Regions from separate parts of the Homo sapiens genome. Here region 2 is linked to region 1. Evidence: chromatin contacts called from ENCODE Hi-C or POLR2A ChIA-PET data. All regions are on one chromosome and are shown on one strand. Each heading gives the region's core, a stretch centred on a gene start or an enhancer-like site at or near the end of the contact. The rest is flanking DNA. Distances are from core to core; before and after follow the strand shown.

The links. Hi-C counts contacts between places; a loop is a spot of excess contacts on that map. ChIA-PET counts read pairs that join two places held with the same protein, here RNA polymerase II (POLR2A). Pooled maps may share reads with other maps.
Region 2: a loop to region 1 is called in a pooled map, with 2.1 times the contacts of the local background. The contact joins two enhancer-like sites. A Hi-C loop is called at or near these places in 2 of 50 pooled maps. POLR2A ChIA-PET finds 5 or more read pairs at or near these places in 3 of 52 experiments (A549, Caco-2 and activated T-cell).

Annotation. Positions count from the first base shown.
Region 1 is chr3:71,494,993-71,501,505 of GRCh38, forward strand. All of the region lies in intron 2 of FOXP1 (forkhead box P1), which reads right to left. Among named protein-coding and RNA genes, the nearest start is that of MIR1284, 44 kb to the right of the region's middle. RefSeq lists an enhancer at 2,457-3,395. Within about 2 kb of position 1,404, at least 10 of the 41 ENCODE cell types and tissues checked have a DNase peak (open chromatin) inside an H3K27ac peak, as active enhancers do.
Region 2 is chr3:71,249,651-71,256,609 of GRCh38, forward strand. All of the region lies in intron 5 of FOXP1 (forkhead box P1), which reads right to left. Among named protein-coding and RNA genes, the nearest start is that of FOXP1-AS1, 37 kb to the right of the region's middle. Within about 2 kb of position 4,746, at least 4 of the 41 ENCODE cell types and tissues checked have a DNase peak (open chromatin) inside an H3K27ac peak, as active enhancers do.

The DNA.
Region 1 (6,513 bases), core at 154-2,653:
GATAAAATTTGAATTTCTTTCCATGGCCTGAGGGCCCTACATAATCTGGCCACTTTCTACTTCTCTGACGCTGCCTTAACTACCAACCCAATCCCAAACTATAATCAATGTAGATACAGTGGTCCTCCTTTTGTTTCAAGCAAGGCAAGTGTCTTCCCATCTCAGGGCTGGTGCACTTGCTATCTCAGCTTCCCAAGATGCCATGAGCCCATTCTTTACACAACTGGTCCCTTCTCAGTACTGGGACTTAGGGACAAAGGCCACTTCAAAAAGCTTGTCCTGCCCACCTACTTAAGTTAGGTTCCAAGTTAGTCTCAATTATATCATCCTATGTGCTTACTTCAGAGCTTTCGCCCTGATCTATTTGCTCATTTGTCTTCCCCACTAGAATATAAGCTCAATTAGATAAAAGAACTATTTCTTTTCATCGCAATGCTCCAAAATTTCAGAAAAATGCCCAGCTCATAGCAAGTACTCAATATGTATCTTTTGAGTGAATAAATGAATCAACAACTGAAAGAAGTAACTTTTCGGTACTCTCTAAAAATATAATTGCCATTTGTTGAAAACTCATTATGTACTGGGTATTGTTTTAAGTCTTTTATAATCATTATTTCATTCTATTCTTACAACAAAGTTCTTAGCAGATATTATTATTTTAAACTCAATATGTGGATAAGAAAACTGAGGCACAGGGAGTTTTAGCAGCCTGACTCAACTCTATAAAGCTTGTGCCCATGGGAACTCTATATTTTCCAGCCAATACCCTAATATAAAAGTCCTGAGTTTTTGTGATATACCCTTCTGACTCAGGCTTGCTCAAGTGAATTTTGGCACTACCTGACCATGCTGGTACTAACAATCATGGGCCACATTTTGTAACAGGCAGGTAATGCAAATGAGCGAGGAAGGCCAGGTGTAAGGTAACAGGGAGAGGGAAGGAATGTGGCAAGCTGAGAAATCCTCACTTTATCAGCTTCAAGGGGGAAGCCATTGTACTTCCCCCTCCAATTACTGCCACATGGGCACATACCCTCAAGAACCTCAAGAGCTTTCAATTCTACAAATAAAGGCAGTAATCTAGATTTCTATTTAGTAAAATTCCAGAATTTTTCAAAGATGGCAGCTAACTTTTTAAATAAGTTATATTTAAACAAAACAAACATGTTGCAATCCCTGTAGCAAAGGATGGATGAGGTCATGCACTGTCTCCAGTTTTATGATTCCAGAGTGATTCAGAAGCACAGAGAAGCAGTACGGGTGACACAGAAAAGCACAGTAGGTGTCTGGGCAGATAAGAGCTTTCTAGAAGAATTCATTATCTTGAGGTTTTGGGAGGAATTGGAAGATTGGGTGGAAAACGCATTTCACAGGTCAGAATATCATACTCGAAGGCTTGGGGGTGAGGAGTAGGCAAGTCAACAGCAAAGATCAGCCATGAGGAGAGGGCTGGTGGAGGTTTCCTGTGGGAGTTTCGTTTTCATTCGGACTGGAGTGAGTAGCAGCTTTCTAGCTAAGACATAAATCGGTTAAACAATACTCTATGTGGCCGGCCACAGTGGCTCACGCCTGTAATCCCAGCACTTTGGGAGGCCGAGGCGGGCGGATCACGAGGTCAGGAGATCAAGACCACACTGGCCAACATGGTGAAAATCCCTCTCTACTAAAAATACAAAAATTAGCTGGGTATGGTGACGCCAGCTACTAGGGAGGCTGAGGCAGAAGAATCGCTTGATCCAGGGAGTCGGAAGTTGCAGTGAGCTGAGATTGCGCCAATGCACTCCAGCCTGGCGACAGAGCAAGACTCTGTCTAAAAAAACAAAAGAAACAAACAACAACAACAAAAAGACAAAAAAAAACAATGCTCTATGTGTATGGTCATTAGTGCTGTCTTATTTGACTTCTAATATTTTAAAGTAACCAGGCATATCTAAAAATAAAGGGTGAATCACCACTGTGGTGTGTGGAAGTGTGTGTGTGTGTGTGTGTGTGTTGTTAAGAATTCAACAGTCACAGGACTGAATTCCATCTTCATGGAACCCCATAGCTAACTAAAATACTTAACTGTTCTGAACTCTAGACATAAAAAAATACAGCAACTGAAATTTTTAAAAATACCAGAAGATAGATACCCAAATAAATTATCCTTTCCACAGTACAGAGGCAAAAACAAAAAAGAAAAGAAAAAAATGACAGAAACCCCCACCCGCCTACGTAGAATTGTATAACTAGAAAAACTATCTCTTAAAGCTGAGGGTGAAATAGAAGCTTTTTCAAACAAACAGAAGTTTATCACCTCTCTATAAGGACATTCTAAAAGACTTACTTCAGACCAAAAAGAAACAATTTCCAGGAGAAAGTTTTTTGATTTAAGAAGGTAGGGAACAGCCAACTTGTGAAGTAGAGTAAGTGAAAAGTAAATGCACTAACAAACAATGTGCAAGTCTCAAACATTTTTTTAAAATGTAGCAGTACCCCCACTTGCTTTCTACCCCAGCTCACGGTATTTACACTGTAGCAATATCAATCACCAAGGCCATGGACTGCAAATGTGAGTGTGCAGGGAGGCACCAGCTTGAAGCCCAAGTTCCCACCCTCCATAGTCCAGAGATTCTTAAACAAGTTCCAGGAATCTGCTGTTCTACCCAACAGATACCCCAGGTAACTCTGATAAAGATCTGAAGAACACTGCATTGCTCTCTGACTACTTTAGGGGAAGGAATTATTCAGTGAACCCCCAGGGGCTCATCCCTGGGAGGCTCCAGCTGAGAACACTATCAAACCTTTGTTCTTTTCCACTTCACTACAGCCCCAGAAGTACCTTGGCCCAGGAGGTCAGCAGTAACCCTGCCTCAACCCTGCTAATCAAGAGCTGCAATAAATTAAAAGCCCATTGAAATATTTTAGAGAAAAGCCGAGAAGTGCTGAAACATTAATTGTGCCATATTCAATCTGTTTTCCTAGAGATTTGAAAAGCCAGATTACCATCTTGGGGGTCATTAGAAAGAATGAAGCTTTCTCCCTTTTCAATTTACATATTTAAAAATGCATGCGTTCTGGCAGTGGCTACTAAGTCCTTTCCAACGCTTTCCAAGTCCTGTGGCTACTCCAAATGCCACAGTCTAGCCATGGAGAGAGAAGCGTGGAATGCCACCGGGGCCTGCCTTGTTTCTGTAAAGCAAAGGAACCCAAATCCCAGGGCCTGTGGTTGCAAAACAGCTCCAGAAAAACAGGTAGAGGCAGAAACAAAACAACAAGTGATGTTTTCTTGTTTTGTTCTCCCCTGTTTATTTTTCCCTGAAGCAATCCCTGCTCAGTACAAAAGTCTGCAGGGAGCTAGAAAGAGCAGCTGTGGTTCCCTGAGGCCGGGACCTAGCAATCAAGTTGTTTACCAAACACTGCCAGGCACCAGGAAAACAACAACAGCACAGACAGCATTTGCATCTATTTTTCAACCTCCAAAAGTCTGCCCTGGAACTTGCCTGCACAGCTGAGAGAAGAGCTTAAAAATTAAAGGAATGAACTGCACTGGGTATTGGCCTCCATGGCCTAAATGTAATCAAGTATTCCATTTCTATTGAAGAATGTCTATCCTAAAAAAAGAGGATTGAGGAACTGCAGAATTTCAAGCAGTGGATTGATAACAGACAACATGCTCATCACGGGCATTTCTGAGCATGCCAACAAAGGCCCTCTCAGCAAACTGACATCATATGCTGAGCCTCCAGCAACTCACAGACATCTTGACCAAGCACCAGGATCTCCAGGGGGGTTTGTAAAACACAGATTGCTGGGCCTCTCCTGCAGTTTTGCATTCCATAGGTCCAAGACGGGGCCTGAGAATTTCTAGCAAGTTCCCAGGTGATACTGATGCTACTGATCCGGGCACCATCCTTTGAGAACCAGTGCTCTAAAGCTAGAGGCTCTATCCCCACCCTGAAGATCTAGGAAGGAGTTCATTTCCCACCTTGACCTCTCCCATGGGTTACCTGGTTGAGTTATGGCAGTTACCTTGCATAGCTGTTTCCAGAACAAAATGCATTGGATGGTTTCCATCTGCTTCTCCAGAGGCTCCACTCACTATCCCCCACCCAGCTCTGTGTCCTAGAGGGCCGCTCTCTGTCCAACCAATGGGAGCTCTCATCTCAGGACGCCACAGAAGATGGGGTATTCATTTCTCTAGTTCTGAGTCCCTCTTTGACCAGTGGCAACCCTGCCAGGCAGCTCTCTCCACACAACTCCTCTCTCTGGGTTCTTTCAGCCCTCCTCTGCCTCCCCTAGTCCACTTAAGGCCTAGGAGAACTAAAAGCCATCTATTTCCATCAGGGACCCTTATGCAAAAGTCAAATTCAATGTGTTGCCCACTGGATCTCCCTTGGTTTGAGAATGCTAAATGGCAATTTTATACACACACATAATATACGTATGTATATACACACACATATAAACACGCACAAGTATACATATGTGCATATAAACATACAGACATGCAGATATATACATCTTCATAATTGTTCGTTTTTAAATGCAACTAAATCAGATTGGCCAGAAAACTTGGGAGTCCCCTGGCCAAGGCCACCTCATGGAGTTTGCATGGATGTTTCCTCGGGTCCCACGTGCCACAGCAAGAGTGAGCCTGCTCTGTCTAATCTGTTACACAACCTGATAAGAAGTGCATTTGTGAGAGCTTCAATCCTTCTCTAATTTACAAACTTAGTTTCCTTTGTTGCAAATGGCACCAAAATAGAAAGGGAACAGAAGTGGGTGGAGCGGGCTCCATCACCAACTCCTGTGAATAACTTTTTGACAATGCTGAACCCAGTTCAAAAAAGCACATCAGCTGCAAAAAAAGGTATGTGTTTGTCAGCTCATAAATAAGATGCCAATCCACCTCAATTCATAGGCTAGGAAAAGAAGAACAAATAATACTTCTGTTTTTAAAATAATAATAATAATAACTCAAACGTGCCCTAAATAAGCATCTGTCTTTAGCGCTAAGTTCTAATAAAGTTCTGGTAAAAAACGGTCACCAGATTTAACCAAATGGGTCACTACACCAACCTCCATGGTTTGGGCAAGCCCATTTAACTAACTTTGTTTCAGTGAAGTTCCCTAAAACTAACCAATCACTATTCCTTTTATTAATCTTCCACTAGTAAGGTTTCTTTCAACTCACCAGAGGACTTATTGGTATCTATGCTCAAAAACAAATTTTTAAGTAAACCCACTAGACTAATTAGAACACATGGGGAATTACGTAATTACTTTTCTAGCTCTGAGGCTCAACCTGAAACCTTTTCGGTTTGTTTGTTTATTGCTCTCTTTTTCACTAACAATCTCCTGAATATTCCATGTGAAACTCGCAGGCTAGTGAGATTTTTCCTGTGGCATCTGTCTGCTCCATTCCCCCATCTATGTCCAAACCCTGCTCTAGAGAACAACTGACCTAACTGATCACTTCCCCTCTTTGGGGATGAGATAGACCATCATCCTGCTGGCTTCAGAACACTCCAGAATCTCCCTTCTGTGCTGAAGAAACTCCACTCCTCCTTCCCCTGGGCCTTAGTGCTCACCTCTCTCCACCATCTTCCACTACCATCATCTGGATGAATGGAGAGACTTGCCTTTTACCCTTAAAGATGTCCCCTCTCTCCTTTTCCAGAAGCCACTCATTCTACATCTTTCAACTTCAAGCAACTAAAAAAGAAAGAGTTGGTCTCTCTTCAATTCCTGTTACAGCCAAGTCGTTCCTCTGCCAACAGCCCACCTCACCTGTCACCTACCCTCAAGGAAAGTACCATCACCTTCCTCCACCGTGATTCCAAGATCCATGGAAACCTTTCTATTCATAGTCACATGTAAGGGAACCACCGCTTCCTGCCCAGCCAACTGGCAGTTACTTCTAAATGTCAAGGATGGCTAGGCACAGTGGCTCACATCGTTAATTTCAGCACTTTGGGAGGCTGAGATGGGCAGATTATCTGAGGTCAGGAATTCAAGACCAGCCTGGCCAACATGGTGAAACCCTGTCTCTACCAAAAATATAAAAATTAGCCAGGTGGGGTGGCGGGTGCCTGTAATCCCAGCTATTCGGGAGGCTGAGGTGGGAGAATTGCTTGAATCCGGGAGGCAGAGGTTGTAGTGAGCCCAGATCAAGTCTCTGCAGCCTGGGTGACAGAGTGAGACTCCGTCTCTAAATAAATAAATAAATGGCAAAAATGCTCTTCAACACCTTTCTCAGGTATTTTACTACAGAGTGAGCATCACTAATCAAAAAAATCCAAACTCTGAAATGCTTTTCTTTTTTTTTTTTTTTTTTTTGAGACGGAGTCTCGCTGTGTTGCCAGGCTGGAGTGCAGTGGTGCCATCTCGGCTCACCACCACCTCCGACTCCCTGGTTCAAGCGATTCTCCTGCCTCAGCGTCCCGAGTAGCTGGGATTACAGGCACGCACCACCACACCCACCTAATTTTTGTATTTTTAGTAGAAAGAGGGTTTCACCATGTTGGCCAG
Region 2 (6,959 bases), core at 3,496-5,995, 240 kb before region 1:
CTGTTGCTCACACAAATGCCCTGAATAATGAAGCTGGCCTGGAGTACAAGCCAATCCACTATACCCCAAGACATCATGACTTAGATGGCTGGCTCCACTCAGTTGGAAGGGAGAGGGAAAGTGAGGAGGGGAGAAGACAGAAGAATAAAGGGAAACAACACCATGGCTGCCCTATTTCTTCAGCCTCAGCAGCATCAGTGTCAACCAGACTCCCCATGCAGCCCAGTGGATCCTCCCTTGCCTCTAACTGGGGGCCATGGGACTCAGAACAAGTCTTTTCTGAACGTAATCACAGGTTTAACCCTACTTAGCACCAATATTATATCCAGAACACATGTTGTCTGACATCTGTATAAAGAGAATTGCTTTAAAACTTGAACTGAGGAGCTGGGGGCCACAGAAGTCCACCCCACCAGACAGCAGGATTTTTTAACCTCAGTACTAGGAACATTTTGAGCCAGAAAATTAATTATTCATTGTGTAAGCTACCCTATGCATTGCAGAATGTTGAACAGCATTCCTAGATGCTAGTAGCACATGCCCCCACCGCATTCGTGACCTCCAAAAACGTCTCCAGACGTTGCCAAATGTCCCCTGCTGGGGAAAGTCATTCCTGGTTGAGAACCACTCATCTAGAGCATCACTGCCCAACAGAACTTTCTGTGACAACGGAAATGTTCTATGCCTACAACATCCAATAGGGTAGCCAATAGCCACATGAGGCTCCTGAGCACTTGAAATATGGCTAGTGTCACTGAGGAACTGAATTTTTAATTTTATGTAAGTTTAATTAATTTAAATAGCCACACATGCCTAGTGGCTGCCATATCTTGGACTGTGCAGTTTTAGAGGGGGTCATAGAATTTCCATATTCATGACAATCGGATCTTAAGCAGATGGATACTTGGTTTCCAGTACAAAATTCTTCATATTCATTAAAAATTGTATTTTCTTCTCAACGGAAATTAATAAACTCTAAAATTGAAAGTGTTTTTTGCGTTGGGCGCAGTGGCTCACGCCTGTAATCCTAGCACTTTTGGGAGGCTGAGGTGGGCAGATCACCTGAGGTCAGGAGTTCGAGACCAGCCTGGCCAGAATGATGAAACCCCATCTTTACTAAAATACAAAAAATTAGCTAGGCATGGTGGCGCACGCCTGTAATCCCAGCTACTCAGGAGGCTGAGGCAGGAGAATCGCTTGAACCCAGGAGGCGGAGGTTGCAGTGAGCCGAAACTGCGCCACTGCACTCCAGCTTGGGTGACAGAGTGAGACTGTGTCTCAAAAAAAAGAAAGAAAGAAAAAAAAATGTTTTTGGTAATGACTTTTTTAAAAATTCCAATCTTACTTTGAATCTTTTCATCAAATTTAAGTAAAAATTATTTTTTATAAACACGGTTTTGATTAGAATTGTAGATTTATATAATTGAGTAACTTGAAAGCTTTATGCCTGTAGATTAGAACCAAGTGCACTCTTTAAGAAGCTAGTTGCAAAATGATTTCTTTTTTCACTGTTAGAAAAATGTACTTGCTACTCTCTTTGGGACACATTGAATGTAAACTGTGTCTTCAGAGACATCAGCTATCCTGCAGAAAGTGCTCTGCTCCAGCAACTCAAATAACTCATACCATTTGGAAACGAGAGTAACACTGTGAAAAGTCTCTTAAGCAGTCACGTGCCTCCATCCTGTCCCTCCCCTGAAAAACCCAAAATGCACACAATTCAGGTGAAGCTTTCCACTGTAACTCAAGGTGTGATGGATTTTTCAGCTTAGCGAGAAAGATTAGTATTGATGTAACAAAGTGACTGTAAAACCAGCCATACAACGTTATAAATACATCATAGCTGTCAGGATGTTTCTTTCGCAATGGGCAAATACAGAACCAAAGACCATTTGGAAGCGGGGGTGGTGGTCATACACAACACCATGTGTGGGGTGGGAAACATCCAGAACTATGGCGCTGAGCAGGAAGCTGAGCCATCTACAAAATATTTCCTGAGTGATATATAGAGAGCTTAAGATGGGATAAAGCCTGATGATGAACAAAGTCAACAAAGTGCGTTGGAGTTACCCACACTGTCTTGATACCAAGAAATTTTAGCTTTAGCAATGATATGAGAATCCAAAAGTACACTGTCATTCTGAATAATTGTATATGTATCTCCTTTGTAGGCTCAACGTAGACTTTAGGTTAACCTCCACTGGTCAAGTATGAAGTGTTATCCATATGGCACACACTACCGGATGGCAACCCAACAGCCAATCCCAACTCGTTCTTTCTCTTCTCCCTCCCTTTTCTCCCACCTCCTACTCCCCAAGCTGAAAAAATGAGATGCTCCCCCTTCCCAGCTTTCTCTGCAGTTAGGGATGGTGATCTAATTTAGTTCTGGCCAAAAGATATAAGGGGAAGATGACTGAAAAGATATAAGGGGAAAATGACTTTTTTTCTTCTTGATAAGAGGACACTAAGAGATCTCTTTCTCTCTCTCTCACCGCTCTGTCCTTTTCCTTACTTTGTGCCTTTAAATGCAACCATGTAGGAAAGTGATGCCTGGTGCTTCAGCAGCCATCTTGTGGCCCAGAGGGAAAAGTTGAAGGAATCAAAGAGCTTCCCTAACCCCACACTCAGACATTATTAAGATGCCAAACCAATCCTGGCACTGCCTATCTTCAAACTTCTGGGCAAGTAAATAATGAATTTCCTCATGTTTTTAGCCACTGTGGAGTAGTGAGGTGTTCCATGAACACATGCTAATTGATATATCCCAAATTCCAAGAAAGACGAAAGAAAAGTCACTTCCTTGAGAGAGTGGAGCTAATAAAAAGTGTAATTACCAATCTCCCAGTATCTAAATTGGTTCTCTGAGAACTTGTCACTAAGAAAACAATTCTTAGTCCTTAGAGTATCCCTGAAGAACAACAACAATGCCTCAGGCCCCCTGAGTGCCAACTTCATGCAAGGCTTTTACTGAAGTGGTTTACTTACGTCACCCAGTCTTCTGACACCCTTACTTGACAGGTACTATGATTTTCCCAGTGTTTGAGATAAAGAAACAGAAGTGGATGGAAGTGAAACAAAATGTCCTAGGCCAACAGCTGTTACAGAAAACCTGGTCCCACAGTAGGGAAATGGTTACACATGTGGCCTCAACTGCAAAACATGGTCAATGCCAACCGAGTGATAAACCTTTCTTACTCTAACATGTAACAGCAGACACCTGGGCTCAGGGCATAGGTTACACACAGTCATTACAGCTGTGCCTCAGTTTGCAACAGAAACCAAAGGAAGGATTCATAGGCTAGTCCTGCAATGGCCCCAGATGCTGCCTGAGACAGAGGTGACAGCAGCATCCACAATGCAGCTGACACCATGAGCAGGCAAGGGTGTCGCTTCATGGCTATCTGTTTCCAGGTACTGGGCCAAGTGGGGCATGGCCTGATGCATATAGTGCCTCCATCCCCCAATTTTAACACCAAAAGAAAAATTAAAAGGTCAAAAAAATCCTTCAAGGGAAGTTGCTAAAAGGGGGCCCATGTTAAACAGAAGTCACTTAGAAACATTAAAAGGCAGGTTGGTGTGTTGGATAGATGCAGCAAATGCACTGGTGTGGACAGCTGGGCATGTATCTTAGGGTAGATAAAGAACCATCCGGCAACTTGGCTTCATAATTTTTGGCTGTGTGATCTTGAGTAATTAGCTTAACCTCTCTGAACCTCAGGTTTTCCATCTTTAATATGGAAATAATAGACGTGTTTAACTTTAGTGAGTTGTGGTGAGAATTAAATGAAATGATACATGTCCAAGTTCTGATCTTTTACACAGCAAGTACACAATGATACTTAGCTACCATCATCATCATCATCAGTATTTAATGATAATAAAGTGCAATATTACTATGAAGTATGTAACCCAGTACTCAGCATGTGCTAGGTTCTCAGTAAATATTTACTCCTTTTCTCTTCTCTCTCCCTTCCACAAATAACTCGAAGATTTAACTCTGATAAGATGTACCTATTGTAATTTTAAAAAATATTAATAAGCTCATCCCACTAAAATGGTACTGGACTTGGTGTTATGGTAGATACAAAGACAAAGAAAGCTTCAATGGACATATGACCACATAATAAATACGCCAAATGAAAAAAGTATGTACCCGTTAAAAATGTAATTAATTAAATATATGTAGCACTAACATTTAAAAAAATGTTATACATGTAAGGATAGCCCTTCCAGTTACTAAGTTTCTCTGGGTATTAAGAACAGAGGTAGTTACGATTTTAAAAATATTTTGCCTTATAGTTCAAATTTTCTGCTATGAACATGTACACCTTACAAATTTGGAGGAAAAGACATTACTTTGCAAAAGATAAAAAACAGAAGTTTCTACCTTCCTGAATTGGTTTTCTAGGGGTGAACAGTTAATAATCTGTCAACCACATAAATGGTAACAAATCTATAAGAAATTTTAAAATTTCTAAACATTTAACTAATCCAACCTCCATGCCTTAATAAGTTACTCTGGGTATTTTCCTCCCCCCTAACTTCCTAGTCTCACCAGAAGTAAAATTTTCCCCTTGGTTTCAACCTGCTTTTGTCTTCCCTGTAAGAATATTGGGAGGAGAAAATTCAGAGTACATCTTCAAGGCCCCCGCAAAGTGTGACTAGAATGTACAGGTAGGTAGGTTGGGCACACAAAAATAAATAACCTATTAAGAGTCATGACTACTGGGCTGACCTCACTCATGGAGGTATTGTGGACCGGCATTTGCTAAAAAGTTTTTCCTTATTGGTTGGCTGGCCTCAAAGAGCTCTGCGAATGCCAGGACTTATGATAAGCTATGACACACTTAACTGTTACATATTAATGTTCATGATAATACAATCTTTCATTTGGGTGATTTAAAAGTCCCTCTAGTCCGACTTACAGTTAGATATACACTGAATGCTTCATCAATCACAACCATTTTTATTCTCAATCTTGTGCAAAAATACTAGAGAAGGTGAATTCCAGTTACACACTGAAGAGGGCTTTACTGTTAGCCCTGAAAAATTTCACTCTTTTCACATGTACACTGGATTCCAACAGTTTCTGCCTAAGCATTCTATTTACCTGTGTCTTTCACTGTAGCTGATCTTATCTACAGGGTAAAAGCAAATCCACATTCATATCTCTACTATAGGGTCAAACTCCATATCTTATATGGAGAAAGCATTTCAGTTATGAGCTTGACAAAATGCCCAGCATTGCAACATTTGAAATACTTGGGAGCAAGCAGCATGAGAAGGTCACAGCAACTTGAACGGAGCTTTTTAAAAGGAGGATTTAGAACCACCTCACAGCAATAACCAATGGGCCCACTTAACGCCAAGCAGTGAGTCGGTGATCACACCTACCCTAATAAATGCACTTGAAAGAAACTACACCCTTTTTCCATTCCTGTAAAGGCTTGCTGTAGTTTCATGGCCAAAATCTTCCCACAATTAACCTCGGACCTATAGATCATAAGGCAACTCAAGACAGAGGCAGCAATCAGACTAGCCACCATCCAAAATGGTCTTGTCCTACCTTGACTGCAATTATCTTCTAAATTAGAAACACAGGAATTGTTTAGGTCAGAATATAATAGCCCGTTAGCCTTACACTGTCCCCATGTGCAACATAGAAGTAAATGCAACTATAGAGACAGAAAAATCTGTACCCCGAAATGTTTTGCTTGGGGTGGGGGAGAGTTAAGCCTAACCCTCTAAAATGAAGTTTTAAAAAAATACCTAACATATATGTATTCAATATTTACATTTTGATTTTATTATGTTTCCTCGCTTTCATACTCTTAAGTTCTCCCATCTTAACAATCTTCTTTTAGGCTAATAAATTTCTTTTGATGCCTAGGTCATTTACTGGTTGAGCTCTTAAGGCAAGGAAACACTAAATTATTGGAATTCAGTGGGGAGATGCTTCCAGGGTAAAGGTTCTCTGTTTATTAGCAAAAGAAATGCATTCAACTAATTTGACTTGTAAGTCTGATAAAATCTCCCTGGAAAAATTGATTCGATTATGATGAGTAATCCTTGGAGATGAAAAATGACAAATACACATATTATGTTTTATTATATATTAATTTTAAAAGGGTCTGAAACGAAACTCAAGTAAGCCATCTTTTAGACGTTGGAAAATGGCAAACTTCCCCACAAACTACATGCAAGAAGTAATTAAAGTAAATGAACATGAAATTAAACAGCACCCCTATAAAGTAGGATATAAAAGTAAAGATTATTAGGGAAAAAAAGACTGTCTTCCTGGTCTATATTAATCTCATGAATTGTGCATTTACTCTATTTCTCTTTTATTATTTGATGATGAGTTTTTAGAGCTTGGGTTTTATTAGGACTAGTTGGACGAAGGTCTTCAGCAGCAAGCTAAGCTACAGGTCTTGGTATGTCATTACATCTTTCCCAATGACGTAAATACCAGATGAAGACATCCAAGGTAAAGGCAGGCTCATCAAACTTGCTGTGATGCAAAGCTGGAAGGTTTCCTCACATCGTCAAAGACAGAGTCAATAGCCTGCTCAGAAAGGAGGTTGAAAGTCACAAAAGATGGGACTCCAGAGAGGAAACTGCGCCTCTCTCCAATCAACTCCACTATTCCTGTAGAGCTCAGGGACAGCAGGGGTTTGTTGAATTTGGTGGTGGGGGCGGGGCATCCAGAATCCATTCTCACTTCAATTTTCTGTTTTCTTTTCTTTTTTTTGAGACGGAGTCTCACTCTGTTGCCCAGGCTGGAGTGCAGTGGTGCCATCTTGGCTTACTGCAAGCTCCACCTCTCGGGTTCACACCATTCTCCTGCCGCAGCCTCCCGAGTAGCTGGGACTACAGGTGCCCACTATCACACCCAGCTAATTTTTTTATTTTTAGTAGAGATGGGGATTCACCATGTTGGCCAGGATGGTCTCAACCGC